Linked DNA regions of Homo sapiens: regions 2 and 3 are each linked to region 1. A link is a contact called in ENCODE Hi-C or POLR2A ChIA-PET data. All regions are on one chromosome and are shown on one strand. Each heading gives the region's core, a stretch centred on a gene start or an enhancer-like site at or near the end of the contact. The rest is flanking DNA. Distances are from core to core; before and after follow the strand shown.

What was found. A loop is a pair of places that touch in the nucleus more often than their neighbours do. ChIA-PET counts read pairs that join two places held with the same protein, here RNA polymerase II (POLR2A). Pooled maps may share reads with other maps.
Region 2: a loop to region 1 is called in a pooled map, with 2.1 times the contacts of the local background. The contact joins two enhancer-like sites. A Hi-C loop is called at or near these places in 108 of 168 maps with a recorded cell type or tissue (B cell, CD14-positive monocyte, CD4-positive, alpha-beta T cell and 61 more), 35 of 37 single-sample maps with no recorded cell type and 48 of 50 pooled maps. POLR2A ChIA-PET finds 5 or more read pairs at or near these places in 17 of 52 experiments (A549, AG04450, B cell and 13 more).
Region 3: a pooled map shows a loop between it and region 1 (2.9-fold over the local background). The contact joins two enhancer-like sites. A Hi-C loop is called at or near these places in 1 of 50 pooled maps. POLR2A ChIA-PET finds 5 or more read pairs at or near these places in 6 of 52 experiments (BJ, GM10248, WTC11 and 2 more).

Annotation. Positions count from the first base shown.
Region 1 is chr17:42,335,912-42,339,941 of GRCh38, forward strand. STAT3 (signal transducer and activator of transcription 3) reads right to left here. Exons shown (of 24, transcript NM_139276.3): 5 at 3,403-3,498; 6 at 2,820-2,901; 7 at 1,852-1,946; 8 at 1,524-1,675. Among named protein-coding and RNA genes, the nearest start is that of STAT5A, 49 kb to the left of the region's middle. RefSeq lists an enhancer at 1,453-1,762 and a silencer at 1,893-1,942. Within about 2 kb of position 1,745, at least 6 of the 41 ENCODE cell types and tissues checked have a DNase peak (open chromatin) inside an H3K27ac peak, as active enhancers do; they include CD14-positive monocyte, spleen and tibial artery, where a contact is called at or near this core.
Region 2 is chr17:42,517,340-42,521,192 of GRCh38, forward strand. ATP6V0A1 (ATPase H+ transporting V0 subunit a1) reads left to right here. Exons shown (of 22, transcript NM_001130021.3): 22 at 3,688-3,853. The coding sequence ends at 3,781. Among named protein-coding and RNA genes, the nearest start is that of MIR5010, 5.1 kb to the left of the region's middle. RefSeq lists a silencer at 211-260. Within about 2 kb of position 1,297, at least 34 of the 41 ENCODE cell types and tissues checked have a DNase peak (open chromatin) inside an H3K27ac peak, as active enhancers do; they include CD14-positive monocyte, spleen and tibial artery, where a contact is called at or near this core.
Region 3 is chr17:42,131,143-42,135,187 of GRCh38, forward strand. The region is part of intron 1 of RAB5C (RAB5C, member RAS oncogene family); the gene reads right to left. Among named protein-coding and RNA genes, the nearest start is that of HSPB9, 10 kb to the left of the region's middle. RefSeq lists enhancers at 2,111-2,160, 2,731-2,780. Within about 2 kb of position 2,414, at least 26 of the 41 ENCODE cell types and tissues checked have a DNase peak (open chromatin) inside an H3K27ac peak, as active enhancers do.

The sequences.
Region 1 (4,030 bases), core at 495-2,994:
TGGTTTATCACTAGTGTAACAAAGACCAAAAGACCAGAAAGACAGAAAGTGAAAGGAGAGGGAGGGGGACCGCTGCAGGGATTTCTGAACTCCTGAGCTCTTTTCTGGCACTTCTATCCTCCCATTCCCAGAACTTAAGCTTCTTCGTTCCCTGGTCAGGAAGCATTTAAAACTGCTTTCAGTAAATTAACAACACTCAGGGTTAGTGAGGATATGAATAGACAGGCATTCTCATGTAGAGTTGCGCTAAATTTCCAGTGCAGGCTCTGTATCTCAAGTTTCTCCTAAGGCAAGCTGGTGCAACATGCTCACTATAGGGCCTTGCACAGGAAGGGTTGCAGTAAGATATGCTGGATGAAGGTAAAAGTGCAAATTACAGAAAAGCATATAAAGGAAGATCCTGGGCTGGGCACGGCAGCTCACATCTATAATTCCAGAGCTTTTGAGAGGCCGAAGTGGGATGATCCCTTGAGCCCAGGAATTTGAGACCAGCCCAGGCAACAAAGTAAGACCCTGTCTCTATAAAAAATTTAAAAATTAGCCAGGTGTGGTGGTGCATGCCTGTAGTCCCAGCTACTGAGAAGGCTAAGGTGGGAAGACTGCCTGAGCCCAGGAGGTCAAGGCTCCAGTGAGCCATGACTGCATAACTGTACTCTAGACTGGGTAACACAGTGAGACCCTGACTCCAAAAAAAGAAAAAAAAATGATCCTAATATAAACTGTATAAATTTCTATCTTTATGTGTATATACATAATGTGTATATACATAATGACAGATGTCTAGATTGAGCATCAACTAAATTTTAACTACTAGTACTGCTGATGATTTCATTTAAAAATTTTTTCTTCTCTTGATTAATTTTCTGTATTTGAATTTTTTCCCTTAAAAAGGGCATGTGTCATTTTAGATTACTAAAATAACTAAAATTAAAAGGTTTGTCTATCTGTTAAATACAGTTAAACCAAAAGCCTTAATTGAATTATTAAGTAAAATATACTTAAAATATAATAATATAAATACATTTTTTAAAACAAAGTTTCTCCAAATAAAGTAAAAACTTTATTTTATTTTTATTTTTTTGAGATGGAGTCTCACTCTGTCTCCCAGGCTGGTTGGTGTGCGGTAGTAAGATCTCCGCTCACTGCAACTTCCATATCCCAGGTTCAAGTGATTCTCCTGCCTCAGCCGCCCAGAGTAGCTGGGACTACAGGTGCGCACCACCACGCCCGGCTAATTTTTTTATGTTTTTAGTAGAGATGTGTTTTCACCATGTTGGCCAGGCTGGTCTCAAACTCCTGACCTCAAGTGATCCGCCCATCTTGGTCTCCCAAAGTGCTGGGATTACAGGTGTGAGCCACAGCGCCTGGCCGAAATAAAGTAAAAACTTTAATTCTTGGGCTAAATTTGAATATGGAAAAGTCCCCACGTTGGAGATATAGTACCAATTCTGTGGGCCTGCAGTTAAGATCAGAATTCAATCTAGCTTTCGAGAAAGAAAGGAAAAGCTTCTTTCATCCTTTACCAGTTTTCTAGCCGATCTAGGCAGATGTTGGGCGGGCCTCCAATGCAGGCAATCTGTTGCCGCCTCTTCCAGTCAGCCAGCTCCTCGTCCGTGAGAGTTTTCTGCACGTACTCCATCGCTGACAAAAGCCCCGCCAGCTCACTCACGATGCTCTGGTTGGAAACCAAAACAAAGTCAGAAAACATTTCCTCAGACTGTCTCTAACCACATTCTTTAGTCAACTCCAGAGCAGGAACTTCTTAGAAACCAAGCAAGTTCTGCCACAAGACGCTGAAATCCCGCAAGTGAGCGAGACACATGGGGGAAGTGGTCCGACCTATGCCCTTACTCTCCGCATCTGGTCCAGCGCAGTGAGCATCTGTTCCAGCTGCTGCATCTTCTGCCTGGTCACTGACTGGTTGTTTCCATTCAGATCTTGCATGTCTGCGAAGGAAGAAAAAACTCCTTGACCTGAGGGAATACTCCTTGACCTGAGGGAATACTCCTTGACCTGAGGGAATACTCCTGGACCTGAGGGAATACTCCTGGACCTGAGGGAATACTCCTGGACCTGAGGGAATACTCCTTGACCTGAGGGAATACTCCTGGACCTGAGGGAATACTCCTGGACCTGAGGGAATACTCCTGGACCTGAGGGAATACTCCTGGACCTGAGGGAATACTCCTGGACCTGAGGGAATACTCCTGGACCTGAGGGAATACTCCTGGACCTGAGGGAATACTCCTGGACCTGAGGGAATACTCCTTGACCTGAGGGAATACTCCTGGACCTGAGGGAATACTCCTGGACCTGAGGGAATACTCCTGGACCTGAGGGAATACTCCTTGACCTGAGGGAATACTCCTGGACCTGAGGGAATACTCCTGGACCTGAGGGAATACTCCTGGACCTGAGGGAATACTCCTGGACCTGAGGGAATACTCCTGGACCTGAGGGAATACTCCTTGACCTGAGGGAATACTCCTGGACCTGAGGGAATACTCCTGGACCTGAGGGAATACTCCTGGACCTGAGGGAATACTCCTGGACCTGAGGGAATACTCCTGGACCTGAGGGAATACTCCTTGACCTGAGGGAATACTCCTTGACCTGAGGGAATACTCCTGGACCTGAGGGAATACTCCTGGACCTGAGGGAATACTCCTGTCCTTAATGACCAGGCTCCTTTGAGGACCCGTACCTCCCTTGCGCCCCGCCCGCCTTAAGATCTAAACAGAGTTAAGACAAATGAGTCTTTCAACTCAACAACACAAACTCACTTTCTAGAGATTTTAACATCTCTAATATTCACTTGCCTCCTTGACTCTTGAGGGTTTTATAGTTGAAATCAAAGTCATCCTGGAGATTCTCTACCACTTTCATTTTCTGTTCTAGATCCTGTTTAAAATAAGCAAACAAAAAAACAGAAGTAAAGAAAGATTTCCTTGGGAACAGAAAATATAAAGTTTCTGAGGAGAATTCAAATGAAGCCAAAACCTCAAAAAAGATACATGCAGGACCTGCAGGCAGTATCCCCAAGAGAAGGCTCCCTGTTGGCCAGGTGCAGTGGCTCACGCCTGTAATGCCAGCACTTTGAGAGGCTGAGTTGGGAGGATCACTTGAGCCCAGGAGTTCATGATCAGCCTGGACAACACAGGGAGACCCCCATCTCTACAAATTTTTTTTTTTTAATTAGCTGGGCGTGGTGGTGCATGCCTGTGGTCCCGGCTACTTGGGAGGATGAGGTAGGAGGATCGCTTGGGCCTGAGAGGTCGAGGCTGCAGTGAGCTGTGATCATGCCACTGCAGCCCAGCCTGAGTGGCAGAGCAAGACCCTGTCTCAAAAAAAAAAAAAAAAATTAATGAAAGCTCCCTGCCCGAGGCTTGTAACTTGCATCACCTGCACTCTCTTCCGGACATCCTGAAGGTGCTGCTCCAGCATCTGCTGCTTCTCCGTCACCACGGCTGCTGTGGGGTGGTTGGCCTGGCCCCCTTGCTGCCAAAAAGGAGGTCAATGCACATGTGAACACAGAACTATGGGGAGAGGAATACCTCTACCCAGCTTCCATCCCACCCTAACTACCCTTCTTGTTTGGCTTGAGACGCTGCTGCCATCACAAGAGGAAGGGAAACAGAGGCAGTGGTGCTGTCACTACACAGGTGACACTACACAGGTCATACCATAAACCCCCTTTATGGCACTAAGAGACCACATGTTCAGCTAAGACATGGTCTATGCCTTCAAAAACCTCATGGGCAAGTATGTCAAAAAATTCAAAACAATTTATGACAGCAGATGTTGGATGTCTACTTAAACGTGGTGTCCAGTATATTTCTGAGGGATAATAAAAAAAAAGTCCTGCCCTAGGGATGAAATTCCATATTAAAAGATATTATCTTGGGGAGAAGGGGAGGCTGGTACCTTGGAAAATGTCAAATAGCACATGGAAAAAGAAAAAGAAGAAAGAAGGCTGGATGTAGCAGCTCACACCTATAATATCAGCACTTGGGAAGGCTGAAGTGGGAGG
Region 2 (3,853 bases), core at 47-2,546, 180 kb after region 1:
TGCCTGGGGTCCCCCATAAAAAGACTGCTTTTAGCCTGTCTAGAGTGAGAGAAGACCCCAGAGGAGGCAGAGGATACCATCAGAATGCCCTCAGGTGCTGTTTGCAAGGAACAGCCTCCCCATATATGTCGTATTTATTTTGGCAATAGGAGTATTGGGTAGGAGAGGAAAAAACAGTGCAAACCTCCTTTGTGCAACTTCCAGAATCTCGTCTTTGGAGGGCTGTTCCCGTGACACGAGTGGGGCGCCTCCCCCACCACTAAAACAGAAGTGAATGAAATTGGTGCTTGTGCGCCCCCTCCTGGCAAAATGCGGCTGTGCGTCCAGGATGCCTGGATCTTCCCTGTGGCCCAGGACTGCAGGAGGCGTTCTGAGCTGTGGCCCTCTTACCAGGGGTGGAGCCTCTGGGGCTGCTGAACCAGCTGTAGGGATGGTGCTGCTGTTCTTCCTGGCATCCATCCTAGGCATCTTCATACCTCCCACTTTATCCCTGCTGTTTCCTGATTCAAGGGCTGCCCCATTATACAAGTTCTGGTCTCCTCAGTGGGGACAATAAGAAAAACATTTGATTCGATAACATATAAACCACTAGTGTGAGATTCATGCAGCATCATAGGAAGGGGGGTGATGTGTTTGAAAACAGTGAGCAGGCTAATGTATTAATCTGCTAATTCTGTCTCCTGAGTTTTCTCTCTTTTCCTCCCTCCTGCCACATGAAGTGTGCTTGGCTTCTTACCTACCATAATTAGACATCTTTTCTTCCTCAGAGAAGGCATGAGACAGGGATTTGATTGTAGTTATCACTGTAAACATCAAACTGATTTTTATGCAGAACTATTGCCCCAGGGCATACCTTCCAAGGAACCTGGTCTCTCCTTACCTAGCGAATTCCACATACACATAGATGTACACCTACCTGTACACTCACAGATTGGGTGGTGATTAAAGGGACAGAATCGGGGACCAGCTTCTTGTTAGGAATGCAGTGTTGCCACGGCATGACAGCATGGAGCAGTTGAGGGAATGGCTGCCCAGGAGAACTCAGAACTCTTGAAATGTAGTTCCAGGCTGCCATCATTGCCCTGATATTCAGGCCGTCAGACAGATGTGTGTTGTAGGCCCTGAACGGCACAGAGAGTGGCAGAACAGGCTACATAAACAGCTCAGCCCAGAATTGTCTTTCCAGACTGCCTGCCCTCAGTCACAACCCCCACCAGGGAAGGGAAGCGGCCCCAAGACTCCTTCCTCCTTCACCCACTCGAGGAAACAGAGTTCCTGTTACGTGGCATGAATGATGTCTTTTGGCCCCAGTTAATCCCTCTGAGTCACCAGGTGGCCTTTGCCAAGTGCTGGAGCTGGAAGAGATGATAGAGACACTCATCTGGCGTCCTGAGGCTCTCCTCACAGCTGTTGAATTCTAGAGGTGCATTTCAGTGTCTTGGGGCATGGCAAGACTTTGGAGGCTCCCTGAGCAGAGCAGTGGAGATGCCCAAAAAGAAGGAAGAACCTAGGATGGCAGATGGGGCCCCCCTTGCCCTGGGGAACTTCATGTTTGTACTTTCTCAGGAAGCACACATTTCCCCAGTTCAGCGGGAGAGAGTGGGGAGACTAGCAGGGAAATTGCTTTCCAGCTTTGTGCTGGGTGGTTGGGGTGAGGGTGGCCACGGAAGGAGGTGAAATCAGGCTGACCTCAAGATAGACCCAAGATGTCCCAGTTCTGGCCGCTCTAAGTCTCTAAAGCAGCAGCTGGTGGGAGGGGCAGTATTGGGCAGTATGTCAGGGAGGCCACCTGTCTGCTCACACAGTACAATTGATGTGCCCCTCCCAGGCATATATCCCTCTTCCTCCTTGCTGGGCCCCCATGGGTAGATAAGGTGACTGGAGGGGTGCCAAGAAAAGGGCGGTGCCCCCACAGGCATCTGAAAACAAAGCTGCTGCTCCATTTGCCCAGTTTGAAGATTAGAATGGTTTTGTGATTAGCCAGGAGGGGGTGGGGGTCAGAGTTCTGGACACCTCACTGGAGTCGGGGGTCAGCATACCCTACCAAGGCTGACATTCACTCCTAGGTAATGGCCTGGGACCCTCAGGTGACTTGTCCACTCTCTGGCTATGTATTGTTGAATGAAAAGGGGACATGTAAATCTCGTTTCAGCTGTTCTGAAATAACCCTTGCCACATGGGAACACAGTCTATTCAACATGAAGAATTCAAACCTAACACAAGTGGGTGAGAAGCAGGAACCCACTGCTAGGCCCCACCGCGTTCCCTCAGAGGTGGTCTCAGTAGCTGGAACTTGGAGAAGTAGTTTTGGTGGGGTGTTGGGACGTGGGTGAATCCAGGTCCTGGTTTGGAATTGCTCTGGTGGGAACCGTCAGCTAACGTCAGTTGGAAGCTCTGTGTCCTCCCCCTCCTGAGTCCTGTTTTTCCTGGAGGACCTTGGCCCACCCCTGTGGAATGTGGGGATGTGGGGAAGAAAGCTGACTGCTTTTACTCCCACTCAGAAAATTCGGTTGCGCTCTTCTTCAAGGGGGTGCTCCTCAGCCTGCACCCCAGTGAAGGGGCCTCTGAGGAACTCCCAGTGCCACTGGCAAACAGTCTGTAACCTTTGGGCCCCAGCCACCTCCCAGCCCCTGTTCTCTTAATTCCTGCCTTCTTGGCTTGGAGGGAGGAATCTCCATTTGTAAAAGCTGAGTTAGGGAACTAGAGGGTTCCTGAAGCTTTAAAGCGCCTCAAAGCCCTCACCCTGCACGTGACCTGTCACCTGGAGCCTGCCCCAGCCCCCACGCCTGCCTGTTCTTATAGGGGCTCCGGTGCCTCCAGGGTCACACAGCACCATGTGGAAACTATTCCTCAGGGCAGCTCTCCTTGGCCTTTTTATCCCCTGAATCATGCATTTTTCTGCCCTTATTTGGTGTGGTTTGGTTGCTGGGCAGCTGTCCAGGGTGAGTTTGCAGGAGGAAGCACAGCCAAGCAGCCTCGCTCTGCTTATGGGACAGTCTTCCTCCCACCCTCCCTGAGAGTGAAAGGGCCCCACAGAGACCATCAGGCATGGATGCTGAACTGCTGGGAAGGGAGCTCAGGCTTTTTCTTTTTAGTCCCCAAGAGAAGAATTCTTTCTCAGATGTTTTTGTGGTTGGAGAATATTTTTGCCATTGCTTTGAGAAGACTTCCCCTCCTAACTCCCCCTCTTTCCTTGGAATTTCCTTCCTTAAATGGAAAGCCTTCAACATTCACTCCAAGCTCGCCCTTTTGCTCCCCCAAGGAAAAATAACAAGCAAACAGAGGTGCTTGCCCAGTGTCTCTGGAGGGGCTTCCCTTAGAGGTGGGCTGTGTGATCCCCTGCCAGGAGGGGGCGATGGGGGCCACTTGTTCATTAACGATGTTAGGCTCAAGGTAACTGAACTTTTTTTGCACATGCCTCTCTGCAGAGAGTTGTGCATAAACACACTGCTCGGCAGGACAGAGCAAGATTGGGAACTGAGGGCAAATCCCTTCCTCCGTGCGTCGAACTCTTGATCCCAGGCCTTAAAAGTGGGATCTCTGCACTCTGGGCTTTCTCTAGCTTCCCCAGGGAAGGGAGGCTCGGGGTGAGGTGGGCACGGGGCATCTTTCCTGCCCAACTGTGAAGTCCTAAAAAGCTTCACAAAGTTTCTATTGAATGACAGCTTTCTTCTTCTCTTTCTCCAGGGTTGAGTTCCAGAATAAATTCTACAGCGGGACCGGTTTCAAGTTCTTACCCTTCTCCTTCGAGCATATTCGGGAAGGGAAGTTTGAAGAGTGAGTCCCTGTGAGGGCCGTGTGCCCCATGCTACCCTCCCCGCCTCCCTCCACAGTGATCAGCTGTGCCTCTCTG
Region 3 (4,045 bases), core at 1,164-3,663, 200 kb before region 1:
TGGCCAGCACAAGTTGTTATTAACATAGCCATTTTTCTCCTGCCACCTTCAGAAGGACTGACCGACTTTCAGTCTAGGGCTGGACTGTGTGCCTCTGTGCACCAGAATCAAAGCAATGTTTCACTCTCTCATCCTGATCCTTCTTCCCTAGTTCTCTCATTTTTGATGGGCCAAAGTCTCGCACCCATTAAAAAACAAAACACACACAGAAACAAACACATAGTAAAACACACACCGATACACACACACAAACACACACAGAAACACACACACCGGAACAAATACACACTGAAACACACACACACACACACAAAAACACATGCCAACACACACACAGAAATACACACCAAAACAGACACCAAAACAAAACACACACCGAAACAAACACACACAGAAACACACACCAAAGTCATAGCTCTGCCACAGTCAGCACAGCTACCAACTTTCCCTTTTTCAATAGAGACCTCAGTTCCATTCTCTACTGGCAGAGATGGGGCGATGGAGAGAAAGAAGAGGCAGGAGGTGTGGGAGGGCAGAGACCAAGTCCTGCATCCCCAACAGCTGGTGTTCCAGTCCCGACATCTGAATCACTTGGTTAGTGACAGCTTCAGAGGCTCAACTTTTTGTTTTTGTTAAGTTTTGGAATTGCAGACACATGAGGAGCCTATCTCTAGAAGCCTCTAGAAGACATAAGTGGATGTCTCATCAGACATATACATCTGATGTCAACAGACATCAGAATATATACAGAATGTTTTACAAACAGGTCCTGTGAGTAGGTATTAAGTACTGAACACTGTTCAGCATTTGAACCTGGGTTGGAAAGAAAAGGTTTTTATTAGGCTGCCCTTTGCATAATGGAGTCTAAGATCCCAGGGAGAGCCCCGATCTGCCCCTGAGCAAGGGAAGTACATTCCCTCATGGTTAAGGGACAGCAATGTGGATGAACAGGAGGTATCTGTGGGAAGCAAATGGTCCACATTCATGCAAGAAGCTGACAGCAAAGGGCTTGTTTTGTTCAACCTCAAATCGTTTTCCACATCCAAGTTCTCCCAGCAACTCATTTAAAAAGTGAGCTTCAGGAAGAATGATTCACTAGCCAGAAACAACAGTTTCCTTTCTGGAGAGAACCAAAGGAAAAGAGGTTTGAAATGGGGCCCACCTCTTCCCCAAAAGTACAAGGAAGGAAGTACGGGGTGGTGGGTCTCAATTAGCAACCAGAAATACCATGTAAATATTTCAAAGTTATGTCATTTCAATTTTTCATAGTTTAAGACGCTTTCTCATTTCACCTCAGTCAATGAAGAGACAAGGTCTGTGCTTTCTGCTTCTTAGAGATGCCTTCCTCACAGTGCCTATGTGCATACTAGGAACTCAAAGAGTGCTGATGGAAGGAAATAATTTTTTTTTTTAAAGAAACAAGGTCTCACTGTGTTGCCCAGGCTAGAGTGCAGCGGTGTGATCACAGCTCACTGCAGCTTCCAAGATCCTACTGCCTCAGCCTCCAGCAGGTATACACCACCACACCCAGCTAATTAAAATTTTCTTTCTTTCTTTCTTTCTTTTTTTTTTGCAGAGATGGAGTCTCACTGTGTTGCCCAGGCTGGTCTCCAACTCCTGGCCTCAAGCAACCCTCCCGCCTCAGCTTCCCAATTGCACAACTATTATCTCCTTCAAGCTTTACGACAACCTCCATTTTTCAGATAGATAATTTAACATTCATATATTAAATGTCCTGCTCATGGTCACCCAGCCTACAGGTGACAGAACCCCCCAGACCCACCATAGACATGATGCCATCCTCCCTGCTGTGGAAGAACAATGGAGGCAGTGCCTGCCCTATGTTTGGTTTAGGGCTGCTAGGTGAATGAAACTCTCTTTTTTTGTGGCAGCAACTTTGCTGGTCCAGGAAGGTCTAGCTCTAGCTGGCTCTAGCAACAGTCACAGTAATCTTGCAGTTTCTGAGTGCCCTCAACAGTGGGAGGAGCCGCCCAGAGCCAGGCAGGGCGACAGCAACAGAGGGAAAACCACAGTGGAATTACAAGTTGGTTATTACCATGAATCCACGTGACACAGAGTCTTGGCTGAGCAATGGTCTGTGGCTGGGGCACTGGAGGAGGAGGTATGAATGGACTGGGAGATGGTAATAGAAAACCAAGTCTCTGATTCCAAAAAAACCAAAGCAGCTGGTGCTTAGGGTACCGAGCTGGGAAGTAACCAGCACCTACAGGTCGAGAAAAATACAGGTAACAGATCTAAGTCTTGTCACTACCAAACCACAGGGTTAGAGGAACAGAATGTGATTTTTAAAAACAAGCCAGAAGGGGAGACAAATAACTCTCCTGCAGTGGTTCTCAACGGTGTCTGTACATTGAAGTCATCTGTGCAGCCAGCCCCTCGAGATTCTCATGAAGGTTTGGCACAGAGCCCAGCATCTGCAGGTGAAGCACACCCACTGAAGCACAGCCAGGGCTAGAGCATCTGGCAGAGAGAGAGTGAGCACAGGCACTGGCTTTCGGCACCACAGATGTGACTGTCTCCTGCCACTTCTGAATCACTTTGTAGAAGCCACCTGAGCTGAGCCTCAGTGTTCTCATCACTAATATGGGGCACACCAGGGTTAATGGCAGTGTTTGCCAGCTGTCTCACACACATCATGTTGAGTAAACAGTAGCTAAGAGTACTGACAGGGTTATTTGTAACACTTTCTCCAAGACTGTTGGTGAACAGACTCTGGCCATCCCAATGAACTGAGACAGGCTCTCCCTGGCATGAACTAGCTGGTGACATGTTCTGCCTGGTCACTGATCCTGCCTTCCAGAGATACCTGAGCAGGCACACCCAGCACTTTTTACGGTCTGTTGCCTAGTGGTTTGCCTGGCCCTGCTTGGTGATCAAATGAGCAGTGGTGTCCAACCTTTGCAGTCAATAAAGCCCAAGGAAGCCAATTTTGCTAGGAAGGGCGCACGGAGATATGAGGGTGTCTAAGCCAGGGGAAGGCCAGACCGAGAGCCCCAGGAAGCATTATACCCTCTCCTCCCAAGCCTGGGAAACTGAAGACATGGCAGGTAGTAAAGGTGAATGCATTCACTGAGCTGTCCTGCCTCCCAGGGATGTGTGTCTTACTGGCAATCTTTCTTTTTGAACCCCTGGCAAAAATTATCCACTTGTGCAGTCAGGTGATGGAATTATAGCCAAAACTGACATAGTTTTCAAAGTCTTCTTTGAGACAAAAATCAAATTCTCCATAAGAGCTAAAGTTACAGTCAAAGTTGATTTTTTTAAATTAGCCAACGTGGTGGTACACGCCTGTAATCCCAGCTACTTGGGAGGCTGAGGCACAAGAATTGCCTGAACCCAGGAAGCAGAGATTGCAGTGAGCTGAGATCGCGCCATTGCACTCCAGCTTGGGGCAAAAGAGTAAGACTCTGTCTCAAAAAAAAGTTGACTTTTTTTCACAAGTACAATGGCCGTGCTGGAGCTTCAGATCTAGGGAGAAAGATTCTCCTTGCCATGGACCCACCATCCAAATCAGAACCCTGGCTTGTTCAGAGGCCACTAAGAACAAGCACCAGTCCCAACCTCATGTCTTCCACAGGAAAGGGGAGAGAATGTATAAGGACTTGGAGTCACACTATTTTCCTATTAATACAATGCACATGAAAGCGCAGAAGGGATCTAAGCTCCTAAACACCCTGGCCCTGTGCACAGGCACTTCTGGGCCAAGGATGGAAGAGAAAGAGAAAGAAAAATGGGACACTGTTCTTCCCTGCTCCGGGGTTCCCTCTGCTCTGGACACTACAGGTCAGTGGGTCTCAAATTCTTTTTTTTTCTTAAGTTTTTTTTTTTTTTTTTTGAGACAGAATCTCGCTCTCTCACCCAGGCTGGAGTGCAGTGGCACGATCTCTGCTTACTGCAACCTCTGCCACCCAGGCTCAAGCGATTCTAATGCCTCAGCTTCTAGGAGTAGCTGGAACTATAGGTATACGTCATTACACCCGGCTAAATTTTTGTGTATTTTTTGTAGCGGCGGGGTTTTACCACG